2 separate regions of the Mus musculus genome follow, and region 2 is linked to region 1. Evidence: chromatin contacts called from ENCODE Hi-C or POLR2A ChIA-PET data. All regions are on one chromosome and are shown on one strand. The core of a region is the stretch at or near the end of the contact, and the rest is flanking DNA. Distances in the headings are between cores, read along the strand shown.

Region 1 (6,559 bases), core at 1,109-3,608:
TTTAATCCCAGCCCTTGGGAGGCAGAGGCAGGCGGATTTCTGAGTTCGAGGCCAGTCTGGTCTACAGAGTGAGTTCCAGGACAGCCAGGGCTATACAGAGAAACCCTGTCTCGAAAAACCAAAAAAAGAAAAAAAAAAAAAAAGAAAAAAAAGAAAAGCAATAATTAGCCTGTGGATGACAAATGCCTGGAGTCTCAGCTACTGGGGCAGGCTGAGGCAGGGGGTGCACTCACACCAGGAAGTCCAGTTTTACCTGGACAATGCGACATAGCAGGGCTTTCCTCATCTCCAAAGCTCTACTTAAACTTAACAATGAGGGGCTTGAAGACGTGATTCAGCAGTTAAAGAGAACTGGCTGCTCTTCTAGAGGACCCAGTTCTATTCCCAGCACCCACATGGCAGTTCACAACTGTCTTAAGACTCAAGTTCCAGGGGTTCTGATGTCCTCCTCTGGCCTCCACAGACACAGGTACACACATGGTACACCAAAATTTGGTTGCATATATATGCAATCAAAATACCCGTACACATTTAAAAAAAAAAAAAAAAGCTGAATGATAAAGGTGTGGTGTTACACACCTGTGATCCCAGCCAGGAGGAGGCTGAAGCAGGCCAGCCTTGGTAAACCTTGTTCAAAACGAAAAACTCAAAATCTCTCAAAACAGTTCAGGTGGAGGAGACTAAGTTCAATCCTCCAGAAACCAAGTGGTTGAAGGAGAGAACCAACTCCAGCAAGTTGTTCTCTGCCTCCAAACACCAACTGTGAAAGTCTACCGCTTCCACATATAAGTTAAATATAATTTTAAAAACCATATGAAAACAGGGCAGTGGTGGCGCATAGTCCCAGCACTCAAAGACAGCTGGATGTCTGTGAGTTCAAGACCAGCCTGGTCTACAGAGCAAGTTCCAGGACAGTCAGGGACACACAGGGAAACCCTGTCTCAAAATCAAACAAATAAAAAACAAAAACAAAAACAAAAGAAGAAGAAGAAGAAGAAGAAGAAGAAGAAGAAGAAGAAGAAGAAGAAGAAGAAGAAGAAGAAGAAAGAAGAAATGAAATGTGCATGCCTCCAGGGCTAGGCAGATGTCTCAGTGCTTTAAAACACTTGTTGCTCTTCAGAAGGACTTAAATTGGTAGCTCACAACCACCTGTAACTCCAGTTCCAGGGGATCTTATGCCCTATTCTGACCTCAAGGGCACTGCGCAGAAACTGTGGTGAAACATGCATCCGTATATGGAAGAAAAACATACACATTAAAAAATCTAAAAACAGAGCAAACATTTAAAATCATGCTTAGTCTGATACCTGCTAGTTCATGCCTCAATTTCCTAATAGCAAAAAATTAACCTGGCCAAATAGATAAAATACTTTTTAGTATTATTTATTTATTTACAGAAACCATGTTAGTCAGAAACCAAAGATTACTCTCGAGTGATCTCCCATTAAAAAAAGAGAAATTTGCCTCCTGTCATGTTACCTGTAATTCAGTTACTCAGGAGTGTCACACAGGAAAAGCTGAAAATTCAAGTCTACAAGAGGCAACAGAGTGAGATCAAGGCTTGCCTGGGTCTCTCAGTGACACTCAGTTTAGAAACCGGTTTAGGGATACAATGGCATTTGCCTAGCATGGGAGACCTGGGAGGGGCTCAATCTTCAATCCTGGAAGAGTAGATATGTAAATAAATGTAAAATCGGTAAAAGCTAGTAACAAAAATCTTGGTTGTAATCCCTAATTTATTTTCCTCGAGTGAAGATGAAACTAGTTTAGCTAAACTAAGTTTCCCAGTTAGCGAAGAAAATAAAAGAATGCCCAAGTCTTAATGCAGTACAGACACCAAGAAGGTAGCAGCTTTCGTCACAATTACGGAGTCAAGACTTAAAGAAGGCATGAAGGAAGGCTTCAAGCCAAAGTCCCCAAACTTAAAGGAATGTTGAATTTAAAGTAAAAGACGTTCTACCTGGAAGCTCCTATGAAAAGCCACCAAAGACAAGCACACGCTAACGCTGGTGTGCGTGAAAAGAAGCGCCGTGGCCACCAGGAGGGTGGCTCCCTCCGGAATCCTGAACTGACGGCGCGGAGGAGGTGCGTGGGGAGAGGAAGCCGCGTGGGCCGAGAGCCTGCCCAGCCGGGTGGATTCCTACCTGGACAGGGCCTTCCCTCAGGCTGGCCGCCCGTCGCCCTTGCCCGGCCCGCCGCCCCGGCCCGTCAGGGCGCTCGCGCTGCGCCGGTCCGGAGCTCGAAGGTCACCCCGGACGTCGCCACCCGCCAGCGGACACTCACTCCGTCCCTGCTCCCCACTGTCACCCAGCAACCACAGCTCCGCCACAGCCCCCTGGCTGTCTCATCCTCCCGAAAGAGGGGAGGTGCCCAGAGGAGGGGCTAGGGGCGGCTACTTCCGGCGCTTCGGATCTCCTATTGGCTGACGCTTCGAGACCAGAACTGCATATATTGCGGGCGCCATTTTCCTTCAGGGCTGAAGGCGAGGTTTGTTTTGGGCAGGAGTTCTTATTAACCACTGGGCTGTTTTCTGTTCCACCTTCCAACTCCTCCCCTTGGTTTTTCCCTTCAGAGTTTTCAAAGCTCAAAGGCGCCAAGTGTGAAAAGATGTCCATGGTTATCTGAGGGTGTAGGGGGAGAAGTACCCCAAAACCACATAGATGTTTATCATGCGGGGGGGGGGGGGGGGGTCGTCAAAACTTTGACTTTTCCAATTGCTCTGGTCTTGATTGGTTTTCTGGGGTTACTGGAGTGAGCTGTGTGTGTCTACTTACTGTAAGAGGTATTACTCAAGAAAATTAATTGTTCATGATTTAAACTTTGTTAGGAATCACCTGGGAATCTTGTTAAACCATTGATTGATTGATCGAGGGTGAAGCCCAAGGACTCTACATGTTCCACCTTCCAAGAGAGGTTTCACAGCATGTGTCCTGAGAGGTTCTTTACAGAGTTAGCAAATGAGATGCTTTTGCCAGGGAAGCCCCTTTATCCATATGAATGGCAGCTACCTCATCTATAAAATACTAAAAATGCCTACTTCATGAATTGTGGGAAAGTAAATGGGTTAGGGTGTAAAGTGCTTAAAACATTGATGGGCACCTGCAAAAGTTGGATAAATAAAAATAAAAGTTGGATAAAAAAGTTGGATAAATACAGTGAATGAGATCATTTCAGACTATGACTGCTATTATGGGGGGGGGGGGAGATCAGGACAAGAGGATAGAGTGAAGAAAAATGAGCAAGGTGGAGCCAAAGAGGTATGTGTTTTCTGAAAGGATGTCATTTCTCAGGTCATTTCAGGACTGTTACTGGGAATATCTGGAGAAAAACTGTCCAAGACACATAGGAAGGACAGTGCTAAAATGGATGAGTTAAAAAAACAAGCATGAGCTGGGCGTGGTGGCACACACCTTTAATCCCAGCACTCGAGAGGCAGAGACAGGCAGATTTCTGAGTTTGAGGCCAGCCTGATCTACAAAGTGAGTTCCAAGACAACCAGAGCTATACAGAGAAACCCTGTCTCCAAAAAAAACAAACAAACAAACAAACAACAACAAAAAACAAAACAAAACAAAACAACAACAAAAAGAACTCACAAACCCGCTGTCACAGCCTCCCAAGTGCTAGAATTCAGATCTGTGCTCTCACTCTGCCTAAATTTGAAGATTTTTGTTTTGGGTTGTTTTTTGGAGACAGTGTCATTTTATATAGACAGTCCTGGGTCCTGGAACTCACTATGTAGAACAAGTTAGCCTTGGACTCACAGAGATCCAATGCCTTTGCCTCCCAGGCCAGATTTTTTAAAATGATTTTTTTCTTTTTGAGACAGGGTTTCTCTGTGTAGCCCTGGAACTCACTCCATAGACCAGGCTGGCCTTGAACTGCCTATTTCCAGGGTATATAGCCAATAAGGATCAGTACTTAAGAGACTGGGGAGAAGGCTCAAGCAGTAAAGTTCTTGCTGTGATGGCATAAAGACCTGGATCCAGATCTCTAGCCACTCATGGGGAAAACAATAATGCTGGGGGTGGGGAAATCTCTGGAGCTGGCTGGCCAGGCTAGCAAATCAGTGAGCTGAGTTCTTTGAAAGACTTGCCAGGCATGGTGGCACACACCTTTGAACCCAGCACTTGGGAGGCAGAGGCAGGAGGATTTCTGAGTTCGAGGCCAGCCTGGTCTACAGAGTGAATTCCAGGACAGCCAGTGCTACACAGAGAAACCCTGTCTTGACAAACAAAAAACAAAAAAGAAAGACTGTTTCCAAAATAAGGTGGAGACTGATAGTGAACGTTGCTCACTGTTGATCTCTAGCGGCTAATGTACTCACACGTGTGCACATACTATGCAAAGCACAGCAAAGACAGGTCAGTACCTAGGGGCTGGCGAATAACTCAGTGACAGTGTGTTTAGTGTGCACAAAGTCCAGAGTCCAATCCCAGTGACAACTGACATAAACTGGAGTCATCAGGGAAGAGGGAACACCCAATTGAGGAACTGTCTTCAAATAATTGGCCTCTGGGCAAGTCTGTAGGGCATTGTGTTGATTAATGTGTGAGATCCCAGCCCACTTTGGAAGGTGTCACCCCTGGGCAGGTGCTCCTTGGTTGTATAAGACAGCAAGCTGAGTGAGGCATGGAGAATAAACTAGTAAACAGTATTTTTACTGAACTCTGCTTCAGTTCCTGCCTTGGCATCTCTTAATGATGGACTATAAAGTTTAAGGTAACACACACACACACACACACAAAGAAAAAGAAAACTAAAACAAAAACAGGAAGACCCCTTTCTTCCCCAAGTTGCTTTTTGGTCATAGTGTTTGTCATAGCAGTAAAAAGTAAAGTAGGCCAATCCTAACACTAAAACACACAAAAATGACCATTTAAAATTATTGACCAAAAAAAAAAAAAAAAAAAAAAGAGTCTTGGGTCTAGAGAGATGGCTCAACAGTTAAGAGCACTGACTGCTCTTCCTGATGTCCCGAGTTCAATTCCCACCAATCACATGGTGGCTCACAACCATCTGTAATGGGATCTGATGCCTCTTCTGATGTGTCTGAAGACAACTACACTGTACTCTTATACATTAAATAAATAAATAAATATTTTAGAAAGTATAAAAACTCTCAAGGCTAGGTGCCAGGTACACACTTTTAATCCCAGGGTTCAGAAGGCAGAACCAGGAGAGTTCAAGGTCAGTCAGGTCTACATAACAAATTCAAGACCAGCCAGGGCTACAGTGTGATACCCTAATCTCAAAAACAGTAACAAAATATTCTCTCCTATTACCATGTGTTCTGGGGTTGAATGAGGGTCATGAGGCTAGAACAGCCACACCTTTACCCACAGAGCAGACATCTACCTGACCCCATGGCTCATTCTTGTATTCCTGAGCACTGTCTTAATAGATCTTCACAGCTGTTTGTGAAAGAAAATAAAACTTGAGACCTGTGATTCATGTAATTTATGTCAAATAGCCCAAAGAGTTGTTTGTTAGCTTTGAAACCTGGGGCTGAAAACATAGCAGAACAGGCCAGGACATGCCCAGGCAGGCCCATCATTAAGACATTCCTGAGGCTGCTTGGCCATAAAGATAAAGAGAATGCAAAGACATGTCCGGACTGGCCCAGCGCCTCCCTATCTCCCGCCCTTCTGACATGGGTTAAATGTTAACCAGAATGCTCTGCTGTTACCTCGATCTGCACGTTCAGTCCGCCGATGTTTAAATGAACCAATTGTGTGAAACCACGCCAATTCCTCCCCCAGCCCCAGCCCCTTTTCTATAAAAACCCCTAGCTTTTGAGCCTCGTGGCCGACAACTGCTATCTCCTGTGTGAGATATGTGTGGGCCCAGAGCTCCGTCATTAACCTACCTCATGTGTTTGCATCAAGACGGTCTCTCTTGATTCTTTGGATGCATGCCAACTCTGGATACAAGTAGGGGTTTCCCCACTAGGTTCTTTCATTTGCTCATTTGAAAAACAGTGAAATACAAAGTCTTGAGCTGTCTGAAAGTTGTTTAACATTCTCTCCATTGTTTGTGGTCATGATCTATTTAAGGACCAAGAATAGAAACCAGGTGTGCACCTTCAATTGATACATGTTCTCTTTTAGGCATCAGTAATGTTCAGTGGGATCAAAGAGTATATTTTCACTTTCTCGAAAGAAACGTTTTAAGATGCTAGAGACTTTCCGGTTGGTGGTTGTTAGACTATGGGGCACAATCCCAGACAAATCACACCAGCTGCAGGTCTCTCACGTGGGATGTTTTATTGGCAGAGGTGGCCTCTGAGCGGGAAGAAGTGAGAGGGCTGCAGGCAGGGATGAATCTCTTATCCCGGCCATGGCGCACGTGATGCATGAACAAAGAAAGGGATGTGTGGCAGGTGCCAAGTCAATGGACACAGTAGCAGCGCTGTCACCTGGAGATGACTTGTCTCATCACTGGGTCCCAGAGCTGCCTATAAAGAGCTTGTGACTGAGGATGCACCTGATGCTAACAGTGGTGGCACATGCCTTTAACATTCACACTCAAGAGCCAGAAGAAAGTGGATCTCTGAGTT
Region 2 (6,559 bases), core at 1,589-4,088, 210 kb before region 1:
TCCACCCCAACTAAGCCATGATCACCATCTTCTCCTTCTCTCAACACCTAGTTCTCCCAAAAGCCCTATATCCAGGGAGACCTGGAAGCCCACACACTACTGCCATTTTCCCATGTTAAGATGATTGCCATATTCATTTTATATTTATACTCCTCGTCTGAGTTCACAGTACTGTGATCACAGATCTGTTGATCCACTCTCCTCTACCCTGAGAAATATCTGTGGATATTAGCTTTAGAATGGAAAGAGATTCAGTGTTTTCTGCCACGGCAAGTTGGAGGATTTGCTGCTTTGGGCCTGTGGCAAAGCATGATGGAAGTATGTGTTAGAACAAACTGCCACCTTCTAGTGACTGGGAAGCAGAGAAGAGAGGCTGATGCCCTGCAAGGGCCTCTTCAATGACAAGATCTTGGACCGGAATTCCACCTCTCAGACGCTCAGCAACAACCTACCAGCTTCTTGGAAGACTGTGGCAGGAGCATTGAAGGTTAGAACCAGCCCGCAATGCAGAGTCTATTCAAGATCAGCTTGGGCAACTCAATGACACTCTGACTCAAAATTTTAAAGAGTAAAGACAAAAAGAAGGGTTAGGGATGTAGCCCAGAGGAAAGACCTCACCTGGCTAGAATAAGCAAGCACTTGTATTTCATCAGCAGTACCAAAGAAATAAGCAAATAAAATAAAGGGTAAATTTAATGCTGTGTGTATTTTCTAATTTAGGTGCATGGTGCTAAAAATGTCTCCTACTCAAAGGGCTTCACAACTACTCTGTAAGGTATCTCCGTCAATCAGATGGTCATCTTCCGGAAAAGGAAATGAAGATCATGACCAAGTGCCTTCCACTTTAGCTCCCAGTAGGCGTTGACTCAAGGTCATAGAGCTCTTAAATTCTGCAGCCAAGATTTGAATCTCGGCAGCCCAGCTCCAGAAAAAGAAGATGGGAGAGGGGCCTAGCCATCTTGTTGGGCTGCCCAAGGAACTGGTGGAAGAGAGGAAAACCTTCAGGGAGCAATGGCAGACTCATAAGCCAGTGAAAGCTGCGACAGTCAAACAGTCGCTCTTGGAACAGCCTCGAGTAGGCCCTCCCTGTTCTCTCTGGACAGGACATCGGCTCCCCGTGGTTCTCTCGGAACTGCAGGAGTGAGAAATAGTCCAGGAAGAGAGGGACCACGGAGTCTCAGCTCAGCTCAGCTAGACTACAGTCAGCACTTCTGGGGAAGGGTTCAAGGGATCTCTACTTGTGTATCTGAGGATATTTACAATAAAAAAGTGATGTCAAAAGGATATGACCAAGAAGTGTCAGCACATGGAGTCTGCCTTCAGTGTAAATTCCTGCTGGGTATTTTAAATGCACTGATCCTTTCCAGCATGTTCCAGAAGGTCCCTATGCATACTGCCTCAATATAATAGGCTTTAGGGCAATTTGTGTGTGTGTCTTTCTCTATATTAGACAAGGCAAATTGTATATCTCTAACCAAGGCCCTCTCTATGACTGTCCTGAGACCTGAGCTCTTTACCCCTCTTAGGCTCCTTTCTAAGAGAACAGTGGTTCTCAACCTTCCTAATGCTGCAACCCTTTAATGCAGTTCTTTGTGTTGTGACCTCCAACTATAAAATTATTTTCACTGCTACTCCATAACTGTAATCTTGCTACTGTTATGGGTCACAATGTGAACATCTGTGTTTTCCTACGGTCTTAGGTGACCCCTATGAAGGGGTCGCGACCCGCAGGTCATATGAAAAGCATGACTGCATTAACATACAGCAGATACAATCTGGGCTGAACCCAACTTTACACATTCACTCGCACTAGTCTTTTAAAAAAAAAAACAAACATAAAATATTTTCGTGGCCTTCTATGATGTTGTGAGGTCCACGGACACAGTTATTACCGTGCCTAACGGGCCTGTCACCTGGAGCCTTTTTACACTCGTGCCTAGGAACACCATGACAGCCTTCACTTCAGTGCGCTTCTCAGCAACTTCCTATCTGCGGGTTGGAACCAGCTGCAGGTGCCACGCACCCTGATTCTGCCCTGAGCCCAGCGACGCAGTGCAAGCCTGCAATCCCAGCCCTCGGGAGCCGGGACAAGTGCAGCCTCGGATCCCCGAGACCCTGTCTCAACAACGAAGTGTGTGCAGTTGCCCTTGGAGACGCGGGCAGCAGCTCCATGCCTGCCTAGCCTGGCAGCGAGGGAGCAGCGCCCAGCATGGCGTGGCAAGGCGCTTCGCAAACGCTGAGCTTAAACAAGGCCATCCGATCTGCAGCAGCTCTTCACACGAGAGCCCCAGGCCGACTTTGTCCCCGCTCTCTCCCTCGGAGGTCCCCAAGGTCACCTGGAAACAGCCCTCCCACCTCTCACCCGCGTCTCCGAGGCCGCCACCCACCGACAGTCTTCGGAAAGCTCCGCGTGAGAAAACTTCCGACTCCGAGTCTAGGACCAGCGCGGCGGCAAGACAGCGCTGTCAGCGCGGAGACCGAAGCCCGCTGCAGCAGGCTCATGGCCGCCATGGCTACACCGGCCACGGAAGGAAGTGGGGAGGGCTAAGGGAGCCGGGAGGGACAATCCACCAGTGAGGGCGAACGCTAGAGGAGGCCATATTGAGTGAGGGCAGCGGCCCGTTCCTGCGAGCTTCACAGGCAGGCGCTGGCGGACAAAAGTGACGACATTGTAGGTGGGGCGCCCAAAGAGAGCCCTGTAAACTCTATGGCAGACTTGGGAGATTGAAGCGAGAGCCGTGGGAGCGGCCATGTTTAGTAAGGGCAAAGCCTGTTCCTGTTTGCTTCACTTGCCTCACGCCGCCAGCGGAAGTGACCTCGTGGACACCGACACTGTGGGTCTCCATTAGAAACATGGCTGCGACCAGTCTAGTGGGTATTTGTAGAAGAGCCTCAGCGTTCCTGAAGGCAGCTTGTTCCCTAGTAAATCCCAAGGACGCTGCTCACTCGGGGTAAGTGGTGAGAGAAGAAATGACTGCCTCCGCCTTTGGGCGCTTCTTGCAGGATGCAACAGAGCTCTAGACAGGCCACCGCGGAGGCAGAGAGCGTGACCTTGCAGTCGCCTATCCTGGCGCACTAGTCCTCCTGCGTTCTGTCGCCGCGGGCGGTGGGAGCATCCGCTGCTCGGTGCTTCCTCGGACTCGCAGTGTCCTGGGGCTGGGTCGGTTGGGAGGGAGGTTTCCGAGGAGTCCTGAGCTGTGAACGGAAGGCTTCCCTCGGCGTCTTTGTACACAGATTGTCCGGCAGATGTTAAGTGATGAGCGTAGCTACGGCAACAGAAGCTGCGTCTGCGAGTGTGAGAATGACAGCTTACTCTTCACTGACACTTGCCAACAGGGAGCCGAGTTTTAGAAATAGTAGAGAGCAGATTAATTGAAGGAAGCAGTCTCTTCTATATTATTACACTAACTTTGCAAATTAGCTTTTTAAAACCTTGCAGAGTTGTAATTTGATCAGGGTGGCAAACTTGAATAAATGATTTCGTCTTCCATTATCTTGATCTGATGCCTTCCTTGACCTCTGACGGTATCAGGCACACACATGGTGCACATATATGCAGGGAAAACATTCAGATACATAAACCTTAAATTTGTTAATGAAATTATTTCAGTATGTGTGTGTGTGTGTGTGTGTGTGTGTGTTTTGTAAAAAATGAATACCTATCACTCAGAAAAGAGGCAAAATATTTTGAAGACAGTAAAACCAGTTATGCATTCATAGAACACATTGCCGTTTCTTTTTTAATGTTGCAGGTATACACTTGATTTTCCATCATTTCCCCAGGACAACAGAAACATTATTAGAGTAATAGTCAAAATATACCCTTAACCCATAGTAGCCAGTCATTGACAGTTGTCACATTTTTCAAGATCCCTGGATTTATGCTCTTTTTCTGCACTGTTGGACAGAGGTCAAAATTCAATCATAGACCCAAGGACATTGCCTTACTAAGTATGACCCTGTGGTCACACTGTGGAATACAGTGTTATTATTTAGCATATAATCCAAAATAAAAATAGGACTTGCTCTACTAATCCCTTCCCTTTTTTCTTTCCGCTTCATTGTCTCCATTCAGTTCCATTCTTTGCTTCAGGATCCAGTGAAGGATCATTTAGTGCAATAGTTGCCATTCGTCCAGTGTTTCTTTTTTCCTTTGTCATCACACTGGCAATTTGGGGTAGGATTTTGTTTTGTTTTGTTTTGCTTTGTTTATTTCTTCATAATTAGTTTCAAGTCAGGAGTCATGGACATAGCTCAGTGGTAGAGTACCTAGCATGCCTGAGGCCCTGGGCTTAATCCTCAGTACACAGGAAAACAAACATAAACTCCAGTCAAATACTCTTGGTTTGGAAGACAGCACTTGTGAAACATTTTACATTGTGTTTTAAGATCATTTTATCAGTTCATTAAGTGCTCTTAGAAACATAATTTCTAAATATATATATAATTATGCATAAGATTTTCATGCAGCTATAAAGCATGGTATGTTTATGTAACTAATGTAACTCTTTAATACCAAATTTAATGCCTTTGTAGATATCTTCACCGGTGAGCTCCTGCCTGTTGTGTCTGTGTCTATTGTGTAAAAGTTTCCAGACACAGAACTCCGGGATTAAAGGAGAGAGCATTGAGCCTTTTGAATGTTGCCACATTGACGTTCAGAATGGTTTTGATCTGTTCATAAATTTAGTTGCTACAGTGGAGGAAGCACCTAAAAACTGTTACTCTAAAATATAATTGTGGGGTCAGCAAGGTGGCTCAGGAGGTAAAAAGTGCTTGCCACTCAAGCCTGGTGACCTCGGTTTGAGCCAAGGAAGCTAAGCAGTAAAAACTGGGCGCAGTGACTGGGCGCATCTCCATCCAATTCCCGAATTCCTGGGCCCAGACGGGAGGGAGAGGAGGAGGAAGCACTCAAAAGCTCTCAAGCCCGCTATCCTGAGTACTCAGCACAGCAACATAAAAGCTCTCAGGCCTGCTATCCTGAATACTCAGCACAGCAGCATAAAAGAGAAAGACTGTGCCTCCATGAGGTGGAAGAGAACCAGCACTCCTGTTGTCTTCTGACCGCTACATGTGTGTCATGGCACGTGAAAGCACGTACTCACACACACATGCGCTAACAGTAAAAAGATAGACATATATAATTATGTACATCTGTTGTCTGAAACTATAGGGTAGCCATCTGTACAATAAAAAATACTTTCTCATGCACTTAAAAAGCTTACCAATACTGGGGTAAATATCCTGTGTAGAATTTTTGACATTGTAATAAACAAATGTTTCTTGCTAATAAAGACTGAACGTTATAAACTTTGTTCTTTACTTGTGTTCAGTTGCAGGTCTTCTCTTAGTTTGTTACATAAGAACACACCACATGTCACATCTTTTCTCCAGTGTAAATTACTTCATACCACGTTGTCAAGGAAAGGACTGGAAGAATTTTTTGATGACCCAAAGAATTGGGGGGAAGAAAAAGTCAAATCTGGTGAGACACATAGAATGGTCATAGTCATTGTCTGTGATCTCCATCATCCTGGGGTTATCCAATGTAAAATTATTTCCTTTGGATTTTAAAGGTAACTGAAGTAAAACTTCCTTGGCTGGTTGGTGGGCTTCTTAGAAGAGGGGTGCTTGGACGTGTTAAGTAACATGAGGCTTGGGTTTCTTTTAGTTGGCTTTTTTTTTTTTTTTTAATAATAATTAAAAATAGTTTGAAGTGACATTAGGAAAAGAAAATGCATTTGACACAAATACCAGCAGTCTTTGCCGGTCTTGTTACTGATATTTTCATGTTGGTATTTAATTGAATTCTAATTGTATGTAATATGATAATCCTGTTGCATCTTTTAGAGATACACACACATTGAATTTTGAGAGTGAGTCCTCAGTCAGGACATTGAGCTAGAACTGTCACTTAATGTCACACGTTTCTCCTTCTCACAGGAGCTTCATGGACCTGCCAGCAGCTGAGGAACAAAAGTAACGAAGACTTACATAAGCTTTGGTGAGTGATCTGCATACTGCAACATTGTAGTCTAACAGCAGGGTCAGCACTACCCCTGTACGAGGCACTGGCCAAGCGGTCTGCTGTCATGGGACAGCGGGTGACTGCATGAGCTTGTAGAAAGGTGGCAGAGGATTGCATTGAGACATGTGTCACATTTCGAAGGTATCGGGACTTTAGATTTCTGCAGTAGTGCTATGAGTCAGACCGCTACCATTACACCAGTAGTGTCAGGAAACAAGGTCAGAAATGACATGGGGACTGGCTGGTCACAGTTACACTGCCCTCCCTTTCCCCCTTCCTCATTAACTTACTGTTTAATATAAATGCTGACAGGAAGCAGATAAGGACCTGTATACACTTCCGTATTCTTACAGTCCTGAAGGTGACTCGCCTTGCACTTGTTAGAATGAACCCTGATACCTGCAACTCATAGGAGCCTTAAACCCTAATTAGGAACAAGAGGCAACAATTAAACAAAATGTGGGGTCTTTAATATTAACCAAATGAACACAGAGAGAATTGAAAAAGAAGGCCGCAATCCTGTCAGAAATC

What was found. Hi-C counts contacts between places; a loop is a spot of excess contacts on that map. ChIA-PET counts read pairs that join two places held with the same protein, here RNA polymerase II (POLR2A).
Region 2: POLR2A ChIA-PET joins it to region 1 with 15 read pairs in Patski. The contact joins the promoter of Mrpl47 here to the promoter of Mfn1 in region 1. A Hi-C loop is called at or near these places in 1 of 37 maps with a recorded cell type or tissue (regulatory T cell). POLR2A ChIA-PET finds 5 or more read pairs at or near these places in 2 of 5 experiments (Patski and embryonic stem cell).

What each region holds. Positions count from the first base shown.
Region 1 is chr3:32,525,281-32,531,839 of GRCm38, reverse strand. Mfn1 (mitofusin 1) reads right to left here and starts at 2,358. Exons shown (of 18, transcript NM_024200.4): 1 at 2,145-2,358.
Region 2 is chr3:32,733,034-32,739,592 of GRCm38, reverse strand. Mrpl47 (mitochondrial ribosomal protein L47) reads left to right here and starts at 2,838. Exons shown (of 7, transcript NM_029017.2): 1 at 2,838-2,951; 2 at 5,334-5,485; 3 at 5,944-6,004. The coding sequence starts at 2,854. It overlaps Ndufb5 (NADH:ubiquinone oxidoreductase subunit B5), which reads right to left and starts at 2,530. Exons shown (of 6, transcript NM_025316.2): 1 at 2,388-2,530. The coding sequence starts at 2,511.